Regions from separate parts of the Homo sapiens genome. Here regions 2 and 3 are each linked to region 1. A link is a contact called in ENCODE Hi-C or POLR2A ChIA-PET data. All regions are on one chromosome and are shown on one strand. The core of a region is the stretch at or near the end of the contact, and the rest is flanking DNA. Distances in the headings are between cores, read along the strand shown. Region 1 overlaps BACH2 (BACH transcriptional regulator 2). Region 2 overlaps CASP8AP2 (caspase 8 associated protein 2). Region 3 overlaps BACH2 (BACH transcriptional regulator 2).

Region 1 (4,234 bases), core at 605-3,104:
TGGTCGTGGCTGTTGGCAGGGAAGAGAAATAAAGCAGCCGATTTCTGTTTGGTGAGAAGGAAGCACCGGCATTCCAGGGCCCAGCCTACAGCCTCCCCTCTGCCTCGTTGGTGCAGACAGCATGCAAGGAGACATATGTAGGTTCCATGCACTGTCCAGATGTCACACCTGGACCTAAGAATCCCTGGACACACTGCAGGGACTATCCATTTTACTGACTGCTCAGGAGCTGGAGCCTAGCCAGGCGTGGTGGCTCACTCCTATAATCCCAACAGTTTGGGAGGCCAAGGAAGGAAGATAGCTTGAGGCCAGGAGTTTGAGACCAGCCTAGGCAACAGAGCGAGACCCTGTCTTTAAAAGAAAAAAAATGTGTAAAGCTGGAATCTCCAGAAGAACTAACCCTCCTATAGCCGTGCTTAGCAGGACAGGGCAGGTACCGTGCTAAAAACCCACCTCGGTCCTGCTGCTCCTGTCGTGTTCCAGAGGGGGAAGAGTCAACACTTTGCTGGGCTGAATAAAATCAACAGCAGCTTATTGTGCCAACTGTGGCACAGGCCTCTGGTGCCCTGTTTGGCCCTTGGCCTGCTGACTCAGTGGCTGCCCTGATTCTCCGATTCTCCACTGAGAACCAAAGTGGTAGACCCCTGGCTAAAGAGTGGCGCCCATGAATCCCTCGTGCCCTTCCCCTTATATGCAGCCTGTGTGTCCGGAGCTGTGTGTGGGTGGCTGAGTATAACTAGTGGGGATGGCGACAGTCCACAGGACTCTTCACCTCATCACATTGGCTGTTGGGACTCTTTAGGAAACCAAGCCACTGCTGGGAAGTGAGATCCTGGAGGAGCAAGTGTGTGGAGGGACAGTTAATAAGATGTTAAGCCCAACTGGGCCTGTTTGGCTCAGAATAATTATCTAGAAGGAAAAGAGGTGGGCCTCAACCTTCTTGATGTGTTTCCGCTTTCCAAGGTCTGTTGGCCTTCTCTGACTCCTCAGCCCCATTTGAGGAATGTTTTGAGTGCCGAGAGCCTGGGAGAGGCATGTCCTCCACGGGACCAAACAGTCAGTGGCTACTCCTTATTTCCAGACAAGATGTTCTTGGCTTGGAACTTATTACTCAAGAAACAACTTGGATGTGGTCAAGTTCCCACCCACCCCGACCCGGTGCCTGTCTGAGAACACCTCAGAGACCCCCGCATGTCAGTGAACATAAGTCCTCCCTTGCTAGAGGGGGAACCAAGACTTGTAAAGAGAAACAAGAGTGAGTTGGGGTTTTTTTCACCTGGGAGAAAGTCTATAGTTGACCCATTACCTTTTCCTCTGACCCTCTTTAAAAAGCAGATTGTGTTGCAGCAGCTCTGCTGAAGTGTTGTATGGCTTTTTGTCTCAAGGACTTTGAAACTAGCATTGGTGATTTTTTTCTTTTTCTTGGCAACTCTCCCTCCTATTCCCCTAGTGTTTTATATTCACTGTCTGGATGATTTAAATACAGTAGCTCTTGGTATAGACATCCTTTTGACTTTCCCTGTGGCCTGAACTATAGGGATATCTTCTTTCTGAGAGTAAGTAAACACATTTAGAGCAGAAGCAGAATGGCTTTGTTGTCATCAGAGGGAAAACTCCACAAGCCCCCAAAGCGCCACCACCTCTGCTGTGTTGGAACATCCACATCTCCAACAGACAGACCTCTGTGTTCCGGAGACACCGTGCAGGATCTGAGTGTGTTTGTTATCCAACGGGTATAAGAGGGAAATCAAACATTCTTTCATATCATTAGAAGCCCTGTGCAAACACAGCCCCGTGCACAAAGGCCTTTCCCGAGCCCATAACAAGGAACTGTTTGTCCTGGCTGCCTGTCTTTAGCAGTCGGAGCAGGGCCAAGCCGACAGTGGTGTCATGGGCCCTACTGCGATTTTGCTTTCTTGGACCAAAATTTTACAGGTGTCATGGGACAGAGCTCACCAGGTAGAAGTTGAATCAGATCACCTGCTGGGAACCTTCAGTAAATGCCACACTGCACAAGCTCGGAGCTGTGATGGAACCTGACAAAGAGCTTGCACCCAACCACAGAAAAGTCAAATGATCATTTTGTACATTTGCCTTTGTGCACGGGAATTGACTAGCCACACATGCCGGCAGCCGGGACTCGTGTCTGCCTGCAAATGATGTAACCAAAGAGAAACCTGGGCTCAGGATCAAATGTCTTCATCCTCACTCCCTTGAAGAACACAGACTTAACCCTGCAGCATCTGAACACTATCGAGGGGTTGGTTTCTTCACCCAAGAGCATTTTGATCAGTTCAGCCCAGACCCATATGTTTTTCTGGCTGCTGGGATTCATTGAGTCCATTTATTCTGTCTCCTAGAGTGGCACTGTCCAGTCCATTTGCCTCATGCTGCACGTGGCTGTTGAGCCCCTGAAAGTGGCTAGTCTGAATTATGATGTGCTGTAAGGATAAAATGTGCTTTGGATTTGGAAAGTTTAGCACAAAAAAAAAAAAAACTGTAAACTATCTCATTAATAATTATATTAGCTATATGTTGGAAGTATTTTTATCTATTGGGTTAAATAACATACAGTATTCAAACTCATTTCACCTGTTTCTTTTTACTTCTTTTAATGTAGCTGCTGGAAAATTTAAAATCACAAATGTAGCTCGTATTGTTTGTATTAGACAGGGCTGGGCTAGTGCTTGAAGGAAGTTTAGGTTTGTAGTGCCATCTGCTGGCTCATCCGGAGCAGACGTGAATGTAAACAAGAATGAAGCAATCTGAGCTAACCCACACGTTGTCTCTTAGCCTGGCAGCACACAACCTTTTTATTCCAGGAGCTTCTGAAGCAGGACCAGACTGAACCCAGAAGCTGCTGAATCCCCAAGAGCCTCGGGAAGGGGAGTGACAAACTGCTCAAAGGTGCAAGCCTGTGTCACCTCATGGGTGCCAAGGAGGCTCTTGAGATAGAGTAGTGGTTTGCTGCTCACCTTCCGCACTTGGGGCTCTTTCATGCAGTCTTTTTCACTGGTTGCTATTCTTAAGAAATATTTCAGGCCAGGCACCATGGTTCACCCCTGTAAGCCCAGCATTTTGGGAGGCCAAGGCGGGCGGATCACTTGAGACCAGGAGTTCAAGACCAGCCTGGCCAACATGGCAAAACCGCATCTCTACTGAAAATACAAAAATTAGCTGGGCATGGTGGTGCACACCTGCAATCCCAGCTACTCAGGAGGTGAGGCAGGAGAATCGCTTGAACCAGGGAGGTGGAGTTTGCCGTGAGTCAAAATCGTGCCACTCTACTCCAGCCTGGGTGACAGACCGAGACTCCATCTCAAAAGAAAAAAGAAAAGAAATATTTCAGGCCAGGAATAGTGGCTCCCACCTGTAATACCAACACTTTGGGAGGCTGAGTAGGGAGAATCACTTGAGCCCAGGAGTTTGAAACCAGCCTGGGCAACATTGTGAGACTTCATCTCTTTTTTTCCCCTTCTCTGTGGCGCAAGACCTCATCTCTACAAAAAAAAAAAAAAAAAAAAAATTTAATTAACTGGGCAGGGTTGTCCCAGCTACTTGGGAGGCCAAGGCAAGAGGATTGCTTGAGCCCAGGAGGTTAAGGCTACAGTGAGCTGTGATCATAACACTCCACTCCAGCCTGAGTAACAGAGCAAGACCCTGTCTCAAAAAAAAAAAAAAAAAAAAAAAAAAGAAATATAAGCAATCATTTAACAACATAGTAAGGATACAAACCCATCCTTCAGGAGACTGCTGTCCTCGCTTTAGATAATGCTTATTTGCCTTGATTTGTCAAGAATTGGAATTTGTCAAGATTTGGAATTTTGCTGGCAAGTACCTGCATCCAATGTCTATTGTTGCATAATAAATCACCCCAAAACTTAATGACCTAAAACAATAGTAATCACTTAACACCTCTTACAGTTTCTATGAGAAATGTGAATGTGAGTCAGGAATTCAGGAGTTGCCCATCTGAGCAGTTTGGGCTGAAGATCTCTCATAAGGTGAAGTCAGATGTTGGCTGGGGCTACACTCAACTGAAGGTTTGACTGGGGCTAGAGAATCTTTCCAGGGTGGCTTGTTCACATGACTGGCAAGGTGATGCTGGTTGTTGACTAGAGGCATCAGCCCCTCTCCACATGGGCCTCTCCACAGAGCTGCTTGAATGTCCTCGAGGCATGGCAGCTAATTTTCGACCTAGCCTCAGAAACTATACACCATTACTACTGCTGCA
Region 2 (4,234 bases), core at 774-3,273, 110 kb after region 1:
AGCACTTTGGGAAGCCTAGGCAGGCGGGCAGATTTGAAGTCAGGAGTTCAAGACCAGTCTGGCTAACACGGTAAAACCCTGTCTCTACTAAAAATAAAAAAAATTAGCCAGGTATGCTGACGCACACCAGTAATCTCAGCTACTTAGGAGGCTCAGGCACAAGAATTGCTTGAGCGTGGGGAAGGCGGAGGTTGAAGTGAGCCGAGATTGTCACACTGCACTCCAGCCTGGGCAACAGAGCAAGACTGTCTCAAAAAAAAAAAAATTAGTGGCTGGGTGCCAGGGCTCAGTGGTTCACACCTGTAATCCCAGCACTTTGTGGGCCCAGCACTTTGTGGGGAGGCCGAGGTGGGTGGATCACTTCAGGCCAGGAGTTCGAGACCAGCCCAGGCAACATGGCGAAATCCCATCTCTACAAAAAATACAAAAATTAGCCAGGCGTGGTGACACACTCCTATAGTCCCAACCATACTTAGGAGGCTGAGGTGGGAGGATTGCTTAAGCACAACCAGGAAGCAGAGATTGCTGTGAGCAAAGATCAAGTCACTGCACTCCAGCCTGAGTGACAGAATGAGACCTTGTCTCAAAACAGACAAACAAACAAATGCTAACATTAATAAACACATTCCTGTAGGTACAAACTCACCAAGTCCAAAACAAGAGATCATCTTTCCATCCATATCTGCTCACCTCCTCATTTCTCTAATTTCTTGGAGTAGCACTAACATTCCCTAACAGACTACTGATTTACTGATGCTACCTCTGAAATATTTCTCCCATTTATTCCCATTCTTGCCATTTCGATTTGTTTCAGGACCCCACTATAGCTACCTAATTATTTCCCCACTCCAAATACATGCTACGCACAACTACTGGGTTAGTTCTACCGCAATCCTGCTCAAAAACTTTCCGTTACTTCCCAATTTCTATAAAGTACAAATTCCTTATCCTGACTGGGTGCAGTGGCTCATGCCTATAATCCCAGCACTTTGGGAGGCCAAGGCAGGTGGATTACGAGGTCAAGAGATCGAGACCATCGTGGCCAACATGGTGAAACCCTACCTCTATTAAAAATACAAAAAAATTAGCTGGGCATGGTGGTGCATGTCTGTAGTCCCAACTGCTGGAGGCTGAGGCAGGAGAATTGCTTGAACCCAGGAAGGGGAGGTTGCAGTGAGCCGAGGTTGTGCCACACAGCTAGACTCCATTAAAAAAAAAAAAAAACTTCCTTATCCTGACATAGACTGACACCTACCATTCTAGCTCCATTATTCACTATCTCAAGGTTTCCAAAATCCCAAGGTTCAATTAAATTAGGCTCACATTGGCGAACACTTCTTGACACGATCTCCCCACATCTGTTCCCCACCACATCTGTCTATAAGTTCACAATCAAGTATGGGTGTGAACACCTACAGAATAGAACATGGGAAGGCAAGATCAGAATGTGAGAATAAAGTTTAGGAAGTCACAGGCCCCGAGGCTGCAGTGAGCCAAGATCGTGCCACTGCACTCCAGCCTAGGTGACAGTGAGACTCTCTCAAAAAAAAAAAAATAAAGGTCAGGGGATGTATTATGTGATTAAGATACTTGGATTCCATCCAGAAGGGAATGGGGGAACCAGTGAAGGTTTTTAAAGTAGGGCAATATAATGATCAAATCTGCATCTTAGATGTTTAACTCTGGCAAGAGTCTGGAAAATATGAGTGGGAAGGGAGATAGAAAAGGCTACCAAAACAAAGCAGAAGACAACGAGGTGTCACTGTAAGTTCTTAGTAGTGGAAATAAAAATAAGAAACAGATCTTGGCTGGGCACGGTGGTTCATGCCTGTAATCCCAACATTCTGGGAGGCTGAGGCAGGAGGACTTCTTATGCCCAGGAGTTCAAGACCAGCCTGGGCAACACAGTGAGACTCCATATCTACAAAAAAAAGAAAAGTTAGCTGGGTGTGGTGGCACATGCTTCCGGAGGCTGCAGTGAGCTGTGATTGCACTGCTGCACTCCAGCCTGGGTCAAAGAGCGAGACTGTCTCAAAACCAAACCAAAAAACCCACAAAACACTAAAAACAGATCTGAGAGGTAGTCAACAAGATTTAATGGAAAGTGTATTCAAATGGACAGTCTTCCCCCATTTCAAATTGTTCTTCAAACCTCAGCATGAGTTGTCTTTTAAAAATGCAAACATGATCGTGTTCCCAACTCTGCTTAAACACTTCAGTGCTTAGGCTGGATGTGGTGGCTCACGCCTGTAATCCTAGCACTTTGGGAGGCTGAGGCAGGCGATCACCTGAGGTGGGTGATCATCTGAGGTCAGGAGATCACCTGAGGTCAGGAGTTCGAGACCAGCCTACGTCATCTCTACTAAAAATACGAAAATTAGCCAGCCGTGGTGGCGCATGCCTATAATTCCAGCTACCTGGAAGGCTGAGGCAGGAGAATTTCTGGAAGCTGGGAGGCGGAGGCTGCAGTTAGCCGAGATCACGCCACTGCACTCCAGTCTGGGGGACAGGAGACTTCGTCTCAAAAGAAAAAAAACAAAAAACAAAAAAAACCCCACCAAAAAGCCCTTCAGTGCTTCCTGCTGATTTCAGGATAAAAAACAAATTTTGAGGCCAGGCGCAGTGGCTCACGCCTGTAATCCCAGCACTTTGGAAAGCCGAGGTGGGCAGATCAACTTTGTTCAGGAGTTCGAGACCAGCCTGGCCAACACGGTGAAACGCCATCTCTACTAAAAATACAAAAATTGGCCAGACATGGTGGCACACACCTGTAATCCCAGCTACTTGGGAGGGTGAGGCAGGAGAATCACTTGAACCTGAAAGGAGGAGGTTGCAGTGAGCCGAGATCATGCCACTGAACTCCAGCCTGGGCAACAAAGAGAGACTCCATCTCAAAAAAAAAAGGAAATATGCACTTTTTTTTTTGAGACAGAGTCTCACTCTGTCACCCAGGCTGGAGGGCAGCGGCACAATCTCTGCTCACTGCAACCTCTGCCCTCCGAGTTCAAGCGATTCTCCTGCCTCAGCCTCCTCAGTAGCTGGGATTACAGGGGCCTGCTGCCGCGCCCAGCTAATTTTTTGTATTTTTAGTAGAGACAGGGTTTCACCATCTTGGCCAGGCTGGTCTTGAACTCCTGACCTTATGATCCACCCGCCTCGGCCTCCCAAAGTGCTGGGATCACAGGCGTGCACTACCGCACCCAGCCCTATATATACACTTTTAATGTGTAACTTTTGTATGCTGAATGGTACTTTTTTTTTTTTTTTGCTTTTGAGGGAATTAATAAGATATAATTAATTGTGTCTTAACTTTTGAAAGAAATTTTTAGATGGAGGCAACTGGGATGTTTGTGATAATAGATAAGAAAGACACCACTGACCTGTAGTTAAATTGGTTTGAATTGCAGATATTCATTATTGAATTTATTCCTGTTTTCTCATACTTTAGAAAAGACACCTGAACAATAAATGAATCCTGGATAGTGTACTGTCCTTCAAACAATGAAGTGATATTAATACTTGCCTGCAGGAGATGCATACTACAGGAGAGAACCCTTAGACTATGTCAGGCCACACTATGAACCTCCCCCCACCTGCCTTTTTTCTCCTTTATGTTTCTGTTACCGTACTAACATTGTGGATTAACGACACTGAAATTCTGCATAATGTGAACAGGATAAACTATTTATAAATCGAAAAAAAAAAAAACAACACAGGGCTTCTGCAGGGAATATTCTTTCCTCAATATTCTACTTTCACTTAGCTCTTCTTTGATATTTTGCTTAAGCCATTTTGAGTCTCCCCTGTCCACCCTCTCTTCCCACTAAGTCAGGCCCTCTGTTATATACTCTTACCCCATTGTGTCCTTTCCCTACATGACCTCTTCTTGAAGTTCATGATTCCATTTTTGTGGGATTCCTGGAGAAATGTCCATCTCACCCAATGGACCACCCAATGGTTCTCCATAAAGATTAGGACCATCCCTGTTCTGTTCCCCAGCTCTCACTGTATCCCCAGCTCTCAGCAGGCCTAGCAGAATGGCAAGTAATAAAAGAATATCTGTTGAATTAAAGAAATACCCAATTTGTTAAAGATGATTCTCATGTTTCTAGCTTTGGAGGACAGTCATGCTTTAACTGCAATGGACAACCAGTGAAGTCATGTTGAGTTATCTGTAGGACATCCAGATAAAGATGTCTAACAGCAGCTGGGGGTGGTGGCTCATGTCTGTAAT
Region 3 (4,234 bases), core at 582-3,081, 84 kb before region 1:
AAGCCATGCAGCTAGGAAGCAGGAGAGCAGGGATTCAAATGGAGCCCCTCTATCTAAGGATGGAAGGAGAAATGGAAAATAGGTGCATTTTAGAGTCAAGAAAGTGCGAAACACTGTGTCTCTCCGGTACCACCTGGCCAATGAGCCCTTGTGGCACCCATTCCTTACCGTTTGGAGAGGGGGTATTGTCTGCCCCCATGGCAGTACAATTCTGACTTTTTATAATGAGTGAATTAAAAAAAAATCTCTTCCTTAATATACTTGGCTTTATCTGAAGCATATTCTGTGAGGTGAAATCGTGTGTGAGTGGCAGTGGTATAGGCATATAAGACCGTCTGTATCTTAAACAGTATACTAAGTGTCATGTAGCATGTGTGTCACTACCTTTTGGTCACAATAATCGTCATTCTGAGAAGCTGCCAAGGACAGGACAGGGACTTGGAAAGCTCCAAGCACATTCTTTTTCTCCCATTCCTTTTCACTGCCTTTTCCCCGTGTTCTCTGAAGGGCATTTGACCTGCGTGTTAACATTCCAGTTCCATTTGACCTCCTGCTTGGTGACAGGTGGTCCAGATGCTTTTGTTACTTGATATGGGACTTAACAGACTGCCAACCAGTGGTCTTAGCCTCATGGTTTTCATCATTTTTAAATGGAAAAACAGGAGTGGGTTTCAGGTGTGCCTAGGCTCCAGTGGAAATCAAACCTTTCTCAAAACACTACCTGAATGACCCTCAAGCTAGATGACTTTCACCCCATTAGATGCTGCCTGCCTTTGGTCTTGAATTTCGATTTTCTTAGTTACCGGGTGAACCAACTTGCAATCTAAACTTCATTCGTTCTAGCCTGCATCCCTGCAGAGATGATGTTTCAGAACAGAATCATTTTGTCCAAAAGACCCCCATGCATGAAAGGAGCAAGTTTCCTTTTATTAAGAATCTTTTCTGTGAAAGCTGTATTTCTGCCAAGCCTCAGTATTCACTTCTGTTTCCTTTCCTACCTGTAAACCGCGTGCCCTCTTAGGAGCTGGGGCAGGCAACAGTAGAGATCAGGCGGATGAACAGCTGTGAAACTATAGATATTCTTTATGTATAGGCAGACAAAAGTGTGTCTGGAGGTAACCCCCACCCCCATTCCAAGAAGGAGTTAGGTTTGACAATCCAGTCTCTTAACATCATAATCCCTGGTCAGATGAATCTAACTTTGGCAGGTTATACATATTAGCATCTATAAGCAATACCTGGCCTGGGAAACATACTAGGAACAATGGCATGACTAATATATTGCTTCTTGACTTCACATGGAAACTCAAGCCCAGCATTGTCACTGACCTGGTGGGCAAACTTCTGACAGTAATTATCATTGGAAAATCTTGCAAAACTAATTTAAGAAACACAATTATTTAATTATAGCACTTTGATAGCGTTCTCCTCTTTCCTCTCTCTCCCTCCATTCCTCCTTCCATCTTCCCCACTCCTTTATGACATCTGAAGTCCACTAATTACTGAGCTCAATTTTCAGGCTGTGTCTTAGGTTTGACAGAAATGCTAAAGTTGAAATTAGACTTGCAGTCTCCCCTCTTTTCGGCATTTGACTATCTGTTGTCTTTTCTTAGTCTTGATTCTCTGTTGTGAGTTTTGACTTGGTTTTTTTCTAAGACAGAATAATTTCTGTCAGGTTCTGGGAACTCCCCTCCCACCCGATGAAGAAGTTTTGGGGAGGAGTTATGAGCCCTGTGTTGAACTGTGCACTAGGTACAAATCTGCAGTGCCTTCTATTAAAATGTAAAATGATCCGTTGAGTCATCCTCCCTCTGGTTTGACTCAGATGCTTTATGGCGCACTTTGCATGTCATTTCTCTGTAATGATTTCCCCATGGAGAAGGGTGTCTGATAGAATCCAGGCAGACTGAAGATTGCTCTGAGTCAAATGGATCTGTTATTCTTTTAGTATTAACCCTTATCTCTCAGTTTCCCATCCTCGTATTTTCCCTGAAGGAACTTTAATGAAGTAAATAGGTTCCACCACCCTCATTTAGCCTCCTAATCACTGTTCACAATTTCTTCTCACATTAGCAGCGTGAAGCTCTAGGGTAATATTTCTCTGGCTACAAGGGGAGGGAAGGGGACACTGGGAGAGAATATTTCACACAGATGCCCTGATAAAGAGAAATGCAGAAAAGAAATGACTTTTCTCTGTCCTCTAACTCCTAATAGGCATGAAGCACATGCTAATAGGAAGCAGAGATTAATGTATGAGAAGTGAATATAAATGGAGAACATAGACACAAAGAAGTAATACCAGAGACAAACTGGAAGTGACAATATAGAAAAGAAGGCTTGCCAAGAGTAGAAAATGACCTATCCCAGAAGAATAGATGGAGGCTTTGGCTTTACTCTTAACTGGGGGGTTACACAAAAGAAGCAAAAGCAAGCATCAACATATAAAAAAGACCAGTGCGATGATCACAAAGCTGCATATCCAAATCTGCCCATGGCTAAATTGCACATTTTCTCCCTGGTCCACACACCCACTGCCCCACCACCACCAACCACCACTAACAGTAATCATGCCCCTTGGATGGCCTGACATGGGCTCCCTTTCACCCGCTGATTTCATCTCCTTTTTGAGATGACAGTTTATGCACCATGCTATTGTTAAATCCCAGTTGTAGCCTTCTCTCTGGCCCGCTAAACGGGGTAGTCTCATCTGACATCGCTGGGTGGAGACAAGAGGAGAGGATGGACACCCCGCTTAATTCCAGAGCCACATACCTAAGACGGCTTTTGAGGGAGACGCTGACCTGCACACCAGAGCACTGTTTTGGCCATGGAAAGAGAATGCCGAACTATTGCTCAGTACTGATGGGCACTGTGTTCCATTAATGTGTGAAAGTTGACCTTTGATTCATCCTTTGGGTTGACTCTGTTTATAAGGGGGAAAGTTCACACTGTTATTGGATGGGTCTTCCCCTCTTCTTCATCTCTCTCAAAAGTTATGTGATGGCATTTTTCCCTTCCAGCCAGTTGTGTTCTTTTGAGCATCTCTAGCTTCCTTAAAAAGTCTTCTCAGGAACCACAGTTAGAAAAGCTCATGTTTCAGGATTTTCCTAAAGTTCCTATACTTTCATAGAACCATAGAAACTAGAACTAAAAAGTCACCTAGTTTATTTCCTCCTTGCATAGATAAGGAAATAGAAGTGCATGAAGTGATTTGGTTTTAACAAGAGAGAAGACAAAACACGAGATCTCTGAAAAAAGTTTTACTGCAAAGCAAAGGCCTGGGCTCAGATTTCTTACCATCTCCCAAAAGGCCTCATCCCTGTATTTGGCCCATTTTTGTAGATTATTACTGAAAACGTACAACTTGGAATTGGTTAGATTTGATTGCCTTTAAGGACCTTCCTGACCATAAGTTGTAGGATTTAAGGTGTGGGTGTGTTTTTTTTCATTTGAAGCCCAAAGCGCACCCTAGGACCTTTGTGATTAAGTCACAGAACCTAAAGGAGGTGCTCAATACTTGAGTTGTTAACATTCTCCTACAGTCTTTAATTTGGGGGAGCTGGGATATATATATATATAGTAGATGTAGAAAAGTGCATAAAACAAATGTATAACTTAAAGTGGGAATATGTTTACCTGTCACTCATGTCAAGAAATAGAGCATGCAACAGCACCCCTGAAACCCCACGGTGTCCCTTTCTGGTGAACACTGCCTCGCTCTAAATGGAGCCTCTATTCTGAGTCTTTTCTTTATAGTTTTGCCACCTTTGTATATGTCTTAATTCAGGCTGCCATAACAAAGTACCATAGGCTGGGTGGCTCAAACAACAAACATTTATTTCTCACAGTTCCGGAAGTTAGAAGTCTAAGATCAGGATGCCAGCATTGTCCAGTTCTTGGTAAGGGCTGTCTTCCAGGTTTGCAGACAGCCATCTTCTTGTGTCCTCACATGGCAGAAAGAGAGTAAGAGGGGTTCTCTTATAAGGACATTAATCCCATTCGTGAGGGCTCTACCCTTATAACCCAATCACTCCCAAAGGCCCCACCTCCAAATACCATTATACTGGGGATTAGGATTTCCACATACGAATTTTGAGAGGACACATTTACTCCATGTGTTAGTTCTCACACTGCTATAAAGAAATACCTGAGACTGAGTAATTTATAAAGAAAAGAGGTTTAATTGGTTCATGGTTCTGCAGGCTGTACAGGAAGCATGGTGGTATCTGCTTGT

Evidence for each region. Hi-C counts contacts between places; a loop is a spot of excess contacts on that map. ChIA-PET counts read pairs that join two places held with the same protein, here RNA polymerase II (POLR2A). Pooled maps may share reads with other maps.
Region 2: a loop to region 1 is called in a pooled map, with 3 times the contacts of the local background. The contact joins two enhancer-like sites. A Hi-C loop is called at or near these places in 4 of 168 maps with a recorded cell type or tissue (B cell, CD4-positive, alpha-beta T cell, CD4-positive, alpha-beta memory T cell and 1 more) and 8 of 50 pooled maps. POLR2A ChIA-PET finds 5 or more read pairs at or near these places in 6 of 52 experiments (AG04450, CD4-positive, alpha-beta memory T cell, HEK293 and 3 more).
Region 3: a loop to region 1 is called in a pooled map, with 2.3 times the contacts of the local background. The contact joins two enhancer-like sites. A Hi-C loop is called at or near these places in 1 of 168 maps with a recorded cell type or tissue (CD4-positive, alpha-beta T cell) and 10 of 50 pooled maps. POLR2A ChIA-PET finds 5 or more read pairs at or near these places in 6 of 52 experiments (OCI-LY7, WTC11, activated CD8-positive, alpha-beta T cell and 2 more).

The regions. Positions count from the first base shown.
Region 1 is chr6:89,939,116-89,943,349 of GRCh38, reverse strand. The region is part of intron 7 of BACH2 (BACH transcriptional regulator 2); the gene reads left to right. Among named protein-coding and RNA genes, the nearest start is that of GJA10, 47 kb to the right of the region's middle. Within about 2 kb of position 1,854, at least 11 of the 41 ENCODE cell types and tissues checked have a DNase peak (open chromatin) inside an H3K27ac peak, as active enhancers do.
Region 2 is chr6:89,833,105-89,837,338 of GRCh38, reverse strand. The region is part of intron 1 of CASP8AP2 (caspase 8 associated protein 2); the gene reads right to left. Among named protein-coding and RNA genes, the nearest start is that of CASP8AP2, 5.3 kb to the right of the region's middle. Within about 2 kb of position 2,023, at least 6 of the 41 ENCODE cell types and tissues checked have a DNase peak (open chromatin) inside an H3K27ac peak, as active enhancers do.
Region 3 is chr6:90,023,487-90,027,720 of GRCh38, reverse strand. All of the region lies in intron 5 of BACH2 (BACH transcriptional regulator 2), which reads left to right. Among named protein-coding and RNA genes, the nearest start is that of GJA10, 130 kb to the right of the region's middle. Within about 2 kb of position 1,831, at least 2 of the 41 ENCODE cell types and tissues checked have a DNase peak (open chromatin) inside an H3K27ac peak, as active enhancers do.